Regions from separate parts of the Homo sapiens genome. Here region 2 is linked to region 1. A link is an interaction called in ENCODE POLR2A ChIA-PET data of the cell type or tissue named here. Cell type or tissue: OCI-LY7. All regions are shown on one strand. Links, peaks and the distances in the headings refer to the core of each region. The heading gives the core; the rest is flanking DNA.

Region 1 (7,311 bases), core at 930-5,929:
GCTAAGCAAAGGCGTGGGGCCAGCTGAAGCTCTGGAACAGGAATGGGACCAGAGTTGAACCACCTCAAGGCATGAGGGCTGGGCTTTTGTGCCTGGCATCAATCAGTCGTTGCCGCATACTTCCTCTCGGGATGATGGTATAATCTCCCACCTATTTCCAGGTGAGGCAATTTCCAAAAGAAGGGTGTGGCTGTAAAGTGCTAGCTGCCAACATTCACAGCAGCTGGGAGGTGAATGTATCAACTAGGTGACGGGGATTAGGCAGGACCAGCAGCATCTATTATACCAGTACCAGCCAAAGGCTTTAACCTAAGTTTTCCTCTCTTTTTGCTTTAGACAGGGTGTCACTCTGTCATCCAGGCTGGAATGTGCAGTGGTACAGTCATGGCTCACTGCAACCTCAAACTCCCAGGCTCAAGGGATCCTCCTGCCTCAGCCTCCCAAGTAGCTAAGACTACAAGCACACATCACTATGCCCAGCTAATTTTTTATTCTTTGTAGAGATGGGGGTCATCACTATGATACTCAGGCTGGTCTTGAACTCCTGGACTCAAGCAATCCTCCCGCATAGGCCTCCCAAAGCGCTGAGATTACAAGCGTGAACCACCACACCTGTCTGGTTTGCTATCTTTTGGAGTTAAAAAGAAATGAGAAAACGTGGCCAGGCACGGTGGCTCACACCTGTAATCTCAGCACTTTGGGAGGTCGAGGCTGGTGGATCACTTGAGGTCAGGAGTTTGAGACCAGCCTGGCTAGCGTGAAACCCCGTCTCTACTAAAAATACAAAAATTAGCTGGGAGTGGTGGTGCATGCCTGTAGTCCCAGCTACTTAGGAGGCTGAGGCAGGAGAATTGCTTGAACCCAGGAGATGGAGGTTGCAGGTTGCAGTGAGCCTACATCACACCACTGCACTCCAGCCTGGGCAACAGAGCTCTGTCTCAAAAAAAAAAAGAAAGAAAAAAGAAATTAGAAAATGTTAGAGTGATGTTAAAGACAGGTTAGCACCAAATAGAGACTTTCTCCTTAATGTCGTCAGATGATGGGAAAGAGAATTGAAAATAGACTAGCTTTCTTACTGATACACTGTTCCTTCATGCTCTGCCTGGTCTTTTTGCCAGCTCAGGTGGCCCAGTGCATCCCACACTTTGGGAAACACTGCTGTAAGGCTTTCAATGGGATCCAGCCTGCCATGGCCCCCTCAGCTCCTCTCTGCAGTGCTTTCTTACTTCCCAGCCATTTCATCCAGCAGCCTTGTGTTACACAGATGGCCCACTGTTTGCTCCCAGCTTATTCCCTGCCTTTCCAATGTTCTGCTCTATATTGCAGGAAGCTGTGTTTCCCAGGCTCCCTTGTCAAGTGGCTCTCCATAGCTTTGTGTGTTGGGAGAAAATGGTACAAGACCAGAGTACGGTAGGGTGAGATGTGGGGATCAACCATTTCCCCCCTCTTGCTCTGCATCTTCCACAGTGGCTGTGTATCATCTATGGTTCCAAGCCCTTCTGTGGCTCTGACTCCTGCCAGACAACCCTCACCTCCATGGGGCGAGCTCTCACGGGCAGCCCTGCCATGGTTCTAGCTGCTGCCACCAACACTGGCTTCTGGGCTTCATCTCCTCAACCTTGGAGTAAGAAGCTTCCTGCTGGTGCTAAGCTGTGTTCCTCACTATCCCGTTCAGCCTTTCATCCTTCCATTATCTATGTAAGCAATTCCTTGTGTTAAACTCCCACTGTTGAAAGACCTAGAGTAGTTTCTTAATTCTGACACAGAGAAGCAGCAAGACAGCAGTGAGCTAACCAAGGGTTTACAAAGTCATCAATGAGAAGTTCTGCATCAACCAATCCATTGCTAAGGTCATGTGGCTATGAAAGTCACCCAAGGCCAAGACCTCAACTTTTCCCGCTTGAAAACCCTTGAATATAGAAGGAGCTGGAGGAGGAGGAGTAATAAACTATTCCTCCAAAAATCCAAATGTGTTAATAGTCCCAGCCTTGGCCCTGCACCTCCCCTTCTCCCTCCTCTCGGCAATTCCTGACTTGATTAGTTACCAGGACTAATGCCTTTCTGCTGGTTTATCAGAAAAAAAAAAAAAAAAAAAAGGTTTCTAATACAAAAAATTAGCTGGACGTGGTGGCACACGCCTATAATCCCAGCTACTCCGGAGGCTGAGGCATAAGAATTGCTTGAACCTGGAAGGTGGAGGTTGCAGTGAGCCGAGATTGTGCCATTGCCCTCCAGCCTGGGCGACAGAGTGAGACTGTCTCAAAAAAAAAAAGGGGGTGTTCTCACATGTCCTATGGGGCCTCTCATGAACAATCAGGATATAAGGAACCAGAGAGAGAGAGAGAGAGAGAGACAGAGAGAGATCACAATGGGGCTTAATTTGGAGCCACTTAAATAGATGGTTTTATGAAACCTAATTCCCTCTGTTATTTCTAAATATGCCACTGAGAACTTTAAGACTTGCACACAGCTACTGCTTTCCACTGCAGGCGGGAATTGCCCTCCAGGTGGGAGAGCCAGAGAGGGATGCAATCAGTCCCAGGAGGTTAAAGCCAAGGCCAGGACTCCAATGCTTTGCCTAGGACTTTGTTGTCATTTTCTTCTTGGAAATGGGCCATGATTAGAGAGGGCCAGAAAGGAGCTCTGCTCTGGGGAGGTGAGCCAAGCAGCAGATCAGCCTCGTACTGGTGCAGCCACAAGTGCCAGGAAGCACCACTTTGTGTTAGATGTCCTGAGAATTTTCATCAATGCCCTTGCTGGATGGGACTGATTCCGGGCCAGGCACACATGAGGGCCTCCCAGAAGGCAGGATTCTTCCCATTTGTGACATTAGATCTTTAAAAAGTAAAAAAGCCGGGCGCGGTGGCTACGGCCTGTAATCCCAGCACTTTGGGGGGCCGAGGCAGGTGGATCACTTGAGGTCAGGAGTTTGAGACCAGCCTGGCCAACATAGTGAAACTGTGTCTCTACTAAAAATGCAAAAATTAGCCTGGCGTGGTGGCATGTGCCTGTAATCTCAGCTACTCAGGAGGCTGAAGCAGGAGAATCGCTTAAACCCAGGAGGTGGAGGTTGCAGTGAGCAGAGATCACACGACTGCACTCCAGCCTGGGCGACAGAGTGAGACTCCATCTCAAAAAAACAAAACAAAAAAAATTAATACTTTGTAGATCTGTTACTTATGTAGGTTTTACCCACAGTCTGGGCAAGGGGCAGCTTGGTGACCGTGGATTCACAGTCGTGTCAGCACCTCCTCCTTCCTGGGTCCCAGGTTTCCATCAGGGGTGCTCCCGGCAGGGGGCAGCTGGAAACTGCCCCAAGCAAGACTCGCCAAACAGCAAGATGGGTGGCAAGGGTCCAGGAACAGGTTTTGGCAACACAGAGGGAAACACATACTAAGTGAGTTTATTTTTGTTTTTTCCATCTTTAATTGAGTATTTACTTCGTGTCAGGCACTGGGCTAGGCACCTCCCATGTCTTGGCTCATCTAATTAACACAGCAACCCAGGAGTCAGGTGCTATTTTAAATTGCTGTTTTGCAGAGGAGGTGCACCAAGGCTCAGAGATGCAAAGTAACATGCCAAGGTCACACAGCTGCCTGGGGCCCCTATTGCAAGAGCAGTGTCTAAACTCCTCAGCCTGGGAGGCAAAATAAACATCTGGTGAGGCAAGGGTCAGTCACGGAGAGGCAGAGGGAAGTTCCAGCTTGGGGATGGTGGAAACGTGCTGACGTGAAAGTTGGGCCAAAATAGGCACACAAAGGAGCCAGCTAGGGGTTTGCTCTGCAAAACCAATGATTAGTGTTCTTGGAAGCCATGTTCCTGCTTCACCTGAAGGCTCTGCCTGGTGTTATCTTTCTTCACATTGACTCTGTCCCAGGAAGCCTTTATTTCTTGCTTACCACAGACAGGATGGGGCAACTGCTCTGTACTAGAGCTGCCTAAGAGCTGCAGGAAACACAGATATTGACAGCACAGGATCTCTGCTCTCAAGAAACCCACAGGGTAAAAGGAAGAGGAACATTTATCCAAATGGAAATGACCAAGCCATGCCTAAGGAGAAGAGTGAGCAAACCGTCAGAGACACAGAAAGGAGGGCTATCAGGGAAGACTTCTCAGAGGAGGTGGTCTTTGAACTGGACCCAGAAATGGACCGGGGATGCAATAGTTGGATTGAGAGGAAAGGCTAGTCCAGGCTGAGGAAATAGGTACAGAGGAGGAAAGGGTAGGAAATGGTTAGGACAGGGGAGGAGCCAGATGTGGCTGGAGTGTGAGCTGTTGGGCTAGAATAGGATAAGATGAGTCTGGAAAGGTAATTTGGGCCAGATTATAAAAGCTCTTGACTGAAGAAGCGATATTCCGCCAGCAAGAGAAGCATGTGATATAAGCTTTTCATGAATGAGAACCTCGGCTCTTACATCAACACATATCCTCAGAACACTGCTGCAGGACAGGGGTCAGGCTCCCAGTTTTACACAGGAGGAAACCAAAGTTTGTAGCAATTCTTATTCTACACTTCCTTCCTCCTCCACCATTAAAGATGTCTTTCTTGGAGGCCCCCTCTGTTGTCTTGAGGACAACCTAATCCAATCACAGGGTCCTTGTGGCTAAATAAAATCATCATTTCCCCAAGAGAAAGGCTACTCTGAGAGGCATGGGGAAGGGAATAGGGTGCAAGACAGGGAGGAAAGAAACCTGGGTTCAGTCTGGACTCTATCAACAGCCTGTGACCTTGGGGAAGTCACTTCCTCTCTCTGGGTCTTGGTTTCCTCATCTGTAAAGTGAGGAATTGAAGTGAATACTTGCCAACTCCCAGAGTCTGTGCATAATTAAATGAGGCCCGGGTGTAGAGGGAGAGAAGGGAAGGAGCGTGCCTTCATTTTTTGGTATTTTTGAGTGTGTCCTGGACACTATGCCTCATGCAAAGGACAGGGACATAGGAAAGAATATGGCTCCCTAAGAAGGAGAAAGACAAGTGAAATGACAGAAACAGAGGCATTGAAAACAGCAGGGCTCAAAGTTAGGCTGGAGGTCAGGGAGGGCCTCGCAGAACTGGAGCGTGAGCAGCCTGTGAAGGAAGGACAGGAACTCACTGCCCGGCGATCAGGACGGCCAGGGCCTTCCAGGCAGGGGAGCTGTGTGGACAACGCAAGGAAGGCGGCAACTGCGTATCTGTTCAGGCAGGTGCAAATATGGATTGGTAGTGGGGTAAGGAGGACCGTGGAGAAACAGATCGGGCTGGAGAGGTCAACCAGGCCTCGTGGCCAGGGAGAAGTTCTGACCCGGGGGTCTGATCAATAACTGATGGCAGGCTGATTAGAGGACCTCCCACCCCCGCAGAGGCTCCCTGTCCCCCTGCGCAGTTCTCACCTCCCCACCAAGGCAGAAAGACTCAGCACAGCTGCCTCTTATGTGCAAGCTGGAGGAGACAAGCAGGGCTCCAGGTGGGAGTCACAGAGGCCCTTGGTTGGTGCAAAATTGAGGAAACTAGGACACCTGCTCTCTGCCTGACAGAACTCTACAAACTGCAGCCTGAGTGTGCACAGCATTAAAACTGTGATTTCAGGCCGGGCATGGTGGCGCATACCTGTAATCCCAGCACTTTGGGAGGCCGAGGTGGGTGGATCACTTGAGGCCAGGAGTTCGAGACCAGCCTGGGCAACATGGCAAAACTCTGTCTCTACTAAAACTGCAAAAATTAGTCAGGCATGGTGGCACATGCCTGTAATCCCAGCTACTCGGGAGTCTGAGGCATGAGAAGCACTTGAACCTGGGAGGTGGAGGTTGCAGTGAGCCGAGATGGCGCCACTGCACTCCAGCCTGGGCAACAGAGTGAGACTCCATCTCAAAAAAACAAAAACAACTATCATCTGAGCCAAAGAGAATGCAAAATCCGGCAGCATGGATTCAGGACTCAGGGCTCTATCCCGGGGAGCATCTCTCCAGGCCAGGTATAAGCATTCAATAAATATGCTAACTTTTTATTTACTCTTTATTTTATTTATTTGTTTGTTTATTTTTGTAGGGAACAGGGCCTCGCTATGTTGCCCAGACTGGTCTTGAACTCCTGGCCTCAAGTGATCCTCCTGTTTTGGCCTCTCAAAGCGCTGGGATTACAGGGATCAGCCACTGCCCCTATGTTAACTTCTTTACATATTAATGCCCCATCCCCAGAGCCAATAAGATTACCAGCTTCATGAGGGCAAAGACAGTGTCTCTGCCACCTTTATAGCCCTCTTAACTGTTGGCATCCTGCTTTGAAGTTCCACAGAACTGAGTTCTGTGCCAAGCTGGGCTACTTCCTGCTGTGTGACCTGACAAGCCACTCGTCCTCTCTGACTCTGGAGAACAGGGATGATCAAGCCCAGGCCAGAGTGTTGGAAGGATCTTTGAGTGACTGCCACTCCCCTGCACTCCATTGAGGCAGCAATTGTGACTATTGTTATTGTGATCTCTAAGTGGATGAGGAAGTAGACCTTGTGTGAAACTTCCCCTTTCTGGGTTTCCAGTTTCTTCAGCTGTAAACAAAGGTGCTCGACTTGTCTTTGGTTCCACTTGGAATATCTCTGTGAACAGAAGAGATGTTCCAGGATCTTCTTGCAAGAGGAGTCTCCTGGCTGCTGGCTTCCCAAGAAGCACCCTTGCCCTAGGATCCATGGAAGTGATAAGAAACACGGTGGTCCTAAGTTCTTAGACTCTTAGAGCAAAAAGTTCATGAATCCTTCCAAGGATGGGCTTTAGGGGTGGCCCAGGAGCCTCCTAAATTGGGTGCAAAATGTTATGAATACATTTAATAGGGAGAAGGCCCTATTAATTGCCATTTTAATTCACAAAATCTGTCTACTCTCCTAAAGGGTCCTTGAAGGTGTGCGCTGAATCTCCAGGACTCAGCCTAGTGTATATTTTTGTGGAGTGAAGTAAATGAACATTTGTGAGCTGACATCCTGCTTCAGCTGTGTGTTTTGTCCAAGGTGTGAAAAAGACCTGAATTTAAGGTGACTTCTGTTAATTCCATGGCAAACCTCTTTCAACAGACAAAATTACAACAAGTTTAGTTTAAAGATCTTAATTGGCTTTTATTTGTGATTCCAGAATCAGGCAACACTTATTTCATAAGACAGATGAGTGCTCTGACAAGCTGAGCAGAGGAGCTTGGTTTTATTTTATTTTTTTAATTAATTAATTTTTTTTTTTTTGAGATGGAGTCTCGCTCTGTCTCTTAGGCTGGAGTGCAGTGGCGCCATCTCAGCTCACTGCAACCTCCACTTCCCGGGTTCAAGCGATTCTCCTGCCTCAGACTCCCGAGTAGCTGGC
Region 2 (7,311 bases), core at 1,292-6,291, 160 kb before region 1:
GGCATACTATAGTTTTTGAAACACGTTTCTCTCCTAGTCCTTATTTTTATTAAAAACAAATCATGATAGGACTGATTTGTTTGCAAAATAAACTTTATTATACTTGGCCTGATTTCTTCCATAGAGCACAGCAAGAATAATTATTTCTCACGTAGGCTTTGTAAATTGGCTTTGATGGAATTCAGTTCCATAAGGAACCTCAGTTAAGACTTTTTTAAAGCCAAGCCCAGCCATGGGTTTATACCCTCAGATAGCTATGAGTTGGGTAAATTCCTCTCCTCTTGAGGTCCCAAGATAACTTGGGGCTCCTGGGCCTGTCAGAAAGTGACATTCTTTACTTACCACAGGTCAGGAACCCTGTACAGGTACTGCATAGACAAGGTGTGAGGTCACTTTTCCCAAGGGGCTTTTATTGGTTGGCTCTATAAGTCAAGTTTGATTCCTTAAAGGAAAGCACGCCATTCCAGTCAAAGCCTTGGTAAAATAACCAGTTTCTCCAATTGTGTCCTGTTAGAAAAGAAAACATTCTTATTGCACTTATGTAAATAACTATATCACCATAAGTTAAAAATACAAATAGTTTCCAAATTCTGGAGAAACCAGGTAGAAACAAATATGCTTCAAATTTTGTTTACAAGAATGTACTTTACTGAGTTGTTAAAAGCTGTAAATAGTGCAAAAGAAAGTTTTCTTTCTTTTTTTTTTTTTTTTTTTTTTTGAGACAGAGTCTCACTCTATTGCCCAGGCTTGAGTGCAGTGGTGTGATCTCGGCTCACTACAACCTCTGCCCCCTGGGTTCAAGCAATTCTCCTGCCTCCCTAGTAGCTGGAATTACAGGTGTGCGCTACCATGCCTGGCTAATTTTTGAACCTTTAGTAGAGATGGGGTTTTTGCCATGTTGGCCAGGCTGGTCTCGAACTCCTGGCCTCAAATGATCCACCCGCCTCAGCCTCCCAAAGTGCTGGGATTACAGGCGTGAGCCACCACATTTGGCTTTGAAAAAACGAAAAGGATCAGCAACATTTTAAGCAAAAAAAGTAAAGAAAAAGATTACTTCAGTTTTCTGTTCGGTCCATTCAGTTAACTCCTGTTCTGCTTGATATTCATGAACATTTTAGCTATCCCTGGGAGTCCTGAAAGTTTTTTTTATTCTAATGCCACAATCTCCAGTGTTATTAGAAACTTGCATTCAGGAGCACCTGTCAAAGTTTTATAGCTAATTATAAAACCATCTTCTAAAGAGGATCAAAACAAGACAGTTGTCTGTGGATGAAAAAACATTTTAGGGCAGCCACAGTCAAAGACACAATTGACAAGAAAATTTGTTACCTCTGTGGCACACAATAATTTAACATAACAATTATTATTGATAACATATAGTGAGGCATATTAGAATTATAGGAATCTCATACAATTTTGTAACACATACTAATAACCTATTTATATGAATGTAACCGAAAGAGAATTAAATACCATTTTATATTTGACAGTGTTTCCTTTGTTGAAAACACTGGATATCAGACGGGCACAGTGGCTCACACCTATAATCCCAGCACTTTGGGAGGTCGAGGTGGGCAGATCACTTGAGGCCAGGAGTTCAAGACCAGGCTGGCCAACATGGTGAAACCCCGTCTCTACCAAAAAATACAAAAATTAGCTGGGTGTAGTGGCGTACACCTATAATCCCAGCCACTTGGGAAGCTGAGGCATGAGACTTGCTTGAACTCATGAGGCAGAGGTTGCAGTGAGCCAAGATTGTGCCACTGCACTCCAGCCTGGGCAACAGAGCAAGACCTTGTCTCAAAAAAGCAACACTGGATATTCACAAAGTAGAATCCCAGGTCACCATAAGTCATTCATTTAACCAAAATGATAACCCACAAATTTTAAAACAGGAAAAACCTTTACTGTGGTAGAAAGGAGACTCAGCTTTCCAAACAACAAGATCCAGTGAAGATAGCATGATGCCAACTGATTTGTCTTTTCTCTCAACACCACCCCCTCCGCCACCTTTTTTGTAGTTTACTTAAAAGGCAAATGAAAACCTTTCGTTATCTTTTAATATTACATGAAAATTCTTTTCAAAAGAGAAAACCAAATTTAATGTTTGCATTAGTGCATCTTTAAAATGCTAAAGCTAGGTGGTTTTTTTTTTGTTTTTTTTTTTTTTTTTGAGACGGAGTCTTGCTCTGGCACCCAGGCTGGAGTGCAGTGGCATGATCTCGGCTCACTGCAACCTCCGCCTACTGGTTTCAAGCAACTCTTTTGTCTCAGCCTCCTGAGTAGCTGGCACTACAGGCACCCGCCAACACACCCGGCTAATTTTTAGTAGAGACACTATTTCACCATATTGGTCAGGCTAGTCTCAAACTCCTAACCTCAGGTGATCCGCCTGCCTCGGCTTCCCAAAGTGCTGGAATTACAGGTGTGAGCCACCACGTCCAGCCTAAATTTAGTTTAATAGCATTTTACAAATCTATTCAGTTTTAGTTAGTTTGACCATAAGGTAAGATTCTTATAAACCTTTTATAACCCTTTACAATATTTTTTTTGTTAAAGAGCAGAACAATGATTTAGGAAAACTCTGTTGCACTTTTATTCCAATGTTCAATTTATGGAAAAACAGAATAATACCTCTTTAACTTTAGCCAATATGTTTGCACACATTAATTTTTTATAAACCTTTCACAACTTGTTTAAACCTTTAGATTTTTTCCTTCCTCACTTAACACAATCCTTTAACCCTCTAAACTTAGGTGAGAAATTCATATTCCCATGCCTTCTTAAAATCTTTTACCAAAAGTACATTCTGCTTTCCTTACACACTTTGTGTGTAGAACTGTTTCTTCAGTAGTCTCAAATACATGTTACACTGTTAACTCTTAGCAACTTTTACTTTCGGTGAAAAACCTGGTTAGTAAGCAATTGTAATTATGTACCAGGTGTGGAGCCTAGAACAGACACCAGTCAGAAGTGCAGATAAGGTCTGACTTTCCAGCATAGCCAGGGGACTTGGCTGACTCCACATGTCCCCAGGCCTTACCTAGCTGTAAAGCAGGCAGGTTGTGAAGTCATAGTGGCAGTTTATGAAATATTTAGGGGACCTAATAATCTTTAAATTGTATAACATTTCTTGCATAAATTTCCTTTCATGAATCCTTTCATGACTTAGACCATCTATGACATGCTTGGACTTTCTGACTTGTCCTAACCACCCCTCTCTTTAAACAACCAGTCTTTTTACTTTAGGACAAGAATTTACCATACAAGATTCTTTTGTATAAAATATTTTCTTTATGGGGGCTAATTTCACATGTCCCCAGACCTTACCTAGAATGTAATGGCTCCAAGGGAGGTATATTGAAGAATTTTCAAAAGTTAAAGAAGCAGTTTATGACCTTAGAGCATTTAGCAAACCTAATATTTGACCTAATTTAGATGAAATGTCTAAATTTGGAAGATATTTTTATTTACCAGTAATCTTTAAAACTGTTTATTACCAAAAGATTACGAAAGTTATATGAACTAAACTAGCTCATTAGTTTTAGTTTTTCTGACAAAATATCTGATTTAAGTGCTTATTTTTCTTTAAGCTAGTTAATTAGAGCTCTTTTATATAAACATCACACACAACACATACACAGACAGAATATCCAGTAGTTGTAACATTTTTCATTTGCCAGTTTCTTAAGTTGGATTACTGGCTTCAGGGCAGAGCCCTTCACGAAACAAGGCTAGGAAAGCATGCAGTTACTAGGGCCTAAAAAGCAGGCACAGCTGGAAAGCAAAGACATTCTCAAAATTAAGGGTCCCATTTTTATATTGCATCCTGGATTTTCAAAAGGGAAATGCTGTTGGAGAAAACGGTGCAATGCTTTTACCATGCATTTAATTGCCTGGCAACCCAAACCCAGTCAGCCGATTTTGTTTTTGTTTCTGTTCTGGGGGGATGGAATCTTGCCCTGTCACCCAGGCTAGATTGCAGTGGTGTGACCTTGGCTCATTGCAACCTCCACCTCCTGGCAATCAGCCCATTTTGTAATTAGCCCATCCCCCATGGGAATCTCATCTCTCAGTAGAGTGTGGGGATTTTTCCTCCTTACCTTCCAGGTGGCCAAGAGCATGCTTCTTTGATTAAAGCGTGCAGTGAGCCAAGTATCCCTCTGTAACTGTTATTAGCCATCCCTTAAAGTACATTTTGTACCTAATTTTTGCACACCAAGGCTAACAGCTCTCCCATAATGCAGAGTAATTTCTGATACCCCCAAAACTTGGAAAAAAAAAAAAACGTCAGGTAACATAATGTAAAGCTGAACAGAGCCTTAGATTTTGAGAGCGATCTATCCACTTTCAACTCCTGGGGTTCCATGAGGAAAACAGGTTTTTTTTTTTTCCAAAGTGGAAGCTGTTAGAAATTATCTTAAGTTCTCTCATGTGGGCATCAGGAGGGCAAAGTAGAGAAATAATTCAGTTGACTGAGAAGAAAAACAAAAACTTTTTCACAAAAACAACCAATATCCAAGAAGAAAAAAAAAAAAAAAACCAAGGCCTTTTAAAATAATAGAGCTTGGATATCCATTTTTAATTAAGTTGATTTTAACCATAGAGCTCTTTTTAAATTTTTTTTTAAAAATCTCTTATTATCAGACTCTAGCCAGGACAGTCAATATTTCTGGCTTTTGAACTTTGCCACAGGTAACTTCCCATGTGAAATTAATAAGTTTTAGCTAAGGTTACAGCTTAACCATGGACCCATAAGGTGTTTCAAAGAGATGGTAAGCAGCTTCTTTTTACAAGATTTAGAATCTTCCCAAGGGCAGTTTGGAGAAAGAAAAATTCAAGACAGGAAATCGGAAGCTAGCCATTGGGGTGGGGGTGGGACCCTCAAAAAGTGGGAAAGTTAAGTAACAAACCAGAAAGGAATCATTTCCGAAGCCAAGAATTCAACCTGGGCTGCCACTGTCAAAAGACAAAAAGCCTTGTCTACTGAGTTACAACATTCAGCAGGTTCTATTGCTCTTCCCAGAAGGTGCTTAGAGGAGCCAATTTCAAGCTTGCAAAGGCTTTTAATTGCTCAAGATAATTTTTGACTTTTGTCAGCAGTTCCTTCAGAGATCCCCACCATATACAGAAACACACAAAGACAAGACAGACAGAAGAGCTTCCAAATCAAGATCCCTAACCAATAATTTCAGAGTACCCCTTCCAAACTATCCTCCTATTCTCTGCCTGAGAAATCTCCCCTAAATCTTCTGGATTGAGGAGAAGTCTTCCTAACTAAGACTCTTCCTACTAATTAAGGAGAGCCAACTGAGACCCCAAAGGAGCCGAACCAAGACAGACACTCGGTGATGGAGCTGCAGACACATACCACACCATGGGGCTATGGAACCATTTGGGAGAAGGAAGGAGCTGTGGCAGCGCCTAGGATACTCACTGAGCCAGACACCCTGTGATAGGGGAACAGTTATTGGACATCTGCCCAGGATTGTTTCTCCATTGCAATTAAATTCATGCACATTGGGTTGGCAGTGCCCTGTCGGTAGAGACAGTGTCAGAGTCAGCCACCAATCCAAGAGAACTAGGCAGCCGCTTGGGCTGGCCTCTGGATCCATTGCCAGAGGGGTGCTACCAAACCACAGGCAGGTAGCCACAAGAGCAATCCTGGACAAGCCTCCAAATTTGTAACCAACCAACAGGTTCACCTTGCCCTCTGCCTAGACAGAGCCAATTTATCAAGACAGGGGAACTGCAGTGGAGAAAGAGTAATTCACACACAGCTGGCTGTGTGGGAGACTAGAGTTTTATTATTACTCAAAACCCTCTCCCCCAGCGTTCAGGGATCAGTTTTTAAAGATAATTTGGCAGGTAGGGGCTTGGGAAGTGGGGAGTGCTGATTGGTCAGGTTGGAGATGGAATCATGGGGGTCAAAGTGAGGTTTTCTTGCTGTCTTCTGTTCCTGGGTGGGATGGCAGAATTGGTTGAGCCAGAATATGGATCTGGGTGGTGTCAGCTGATTCATTGAGTGCAGAGTCTGCAAAATATTTCAACCACTAATTTTAGGTTTTACAATAGTGATGTTATCCCCAGGAGCAATTTGGGGAGGTTCAGACTCTTGGAGCCAGAAGCTATATGACTCCTAAACCATCATTTCTAATCTTGTAGCTAATTTGTTAGTCCTTCAAAGGCAGACTGGTCCCCAAGCAAGAAGGGGGTCTTTCCGAGAAAGGGCTGTTACCAGTTTTGTTTCAGAGTCAAACCGTAAACTGAATTCCTTCCCAAGGTTATTTCGACCTACACCCAGCAATGAACAAGAACAGCCCAAAGGTTAGATACAAGATGGAGTCAATTAGGTCTGATCTCTTTCACTGTCATAATTTCCTCAGTTATAATTTTTGCAAAGGTGGTTTCACCAGTCTACAAAGTGAATTCCTTTGGCAGGTTCTATACCCTTGTAGGGATCTAGGGAAAAGTTTCCCAGGTTGTTTTGTGATTATGACTGATGGGCTATAAATCGATTTTCTCACAACTCACTCCATGGGTTTTGTTAATTAGCTAAGCAGCTCAGAGAACTCTGGGCAAGACACTTACTGGTTAATTGTAAAGGCTGTTACAAAGGTTATAGATGAAGCGATGCATAGGGCAAGGTATGAGGGAAAGGGCTTAGAGCTTCCATACCCTCTCCAGGAACAACACCCTTCAGGATAGGTATTAGCTATCCTGAAACTCTCCAAAGCCAGTCCATTTGGGTTTTTATGGAAGCCTCATTACATAGGCGTGATTGATTAAATCATTGGCACTGATGATCAAACTAACCTTCAGCCCCTCTCCCTTCCCGAGAGGTTGGAAGTAGGGTTGAGACCCTGTCATCCTACTTTGGTCTCTGCTGACCAACCCCATCCTGAAGCTACTACCTATGGATGCCAGTCATAGTTGAACTCATTAGGATATGAAAAGACTATCACTTTCAAATTCTAAAAATTTTAAAAGTTGTATGCCAGGAAATACATATTTCACAGTATTACAGTCTTACAAGATAATGAAACCATGATCTTTGGGATTGTCTTTTATGCCAGACAGAAATCATCTGTATCTATACTGGACAAAAATCTACAAGTTATAATGTAATTTCACAGATTCTGGATGTTATTTAATGTAAATATGTCAAGCAAAAAAATACATTCTCCTAGGATGTACATTGGCAAACTTTTTCTCTAAAGAGCCAAATGATAAATATTGTAGACTTTGTGGACCACAAAGTCTTTGTTTTATATTCCTTTTTGTTTTGGTTTTTACAGCCCTTTAAAAATG

The links. ChIA-PET counts read pairs that join two places held together with the same protein. Peaks named below come from ENCODE experiments on the same cell type or tissue, not always from the same donor. Only the 100,000 strongest peaks of a DNase experiment are listed, where the experiment ranks them.
Region 2: POLR2A ChIA-PET joins it to region 1 with 5 read pairs; 2 of 35 experiments call an interaction of 5 or more read pairs at or near these places.

What each region holds. Positions count from the first base shown.
Region 1 is chr16:48,431,461-48,438,771 of GRCh38, reverse strand. No RefSeq gene overlaps it. Among named protein-coding and RNA genes, the nearest start is that of SIAH1, 50 kb to the right of the region's middle. RefSeq lists enhancers at 6,210-6,329, 6,141-6,685. In OCI-LY7, for the core only: a CTCF peak has its summit at 3,300 (motif pointing right); DNase peaks (open chromatin) are centred at 3,311, 3,471, 3,911 and 5,461; H3K27ac peaks cover 2,390 bases.
Region 2 is chr16:48,588,864-48,596,174 of GRCh38, reverse strand. All of the region lies in intron 1 of N4BP1 (NEDD4 binding protein 1), which reads left to right. Among named protein-coding and RNA genes, the nearest start is that of N4BP1, 18 kb to the left of the region's middle. In OCI-LY7, for the core only: no CTCF peak of the experiment used is centred there; a DNase peak (open chromatin) is centred at 3,184.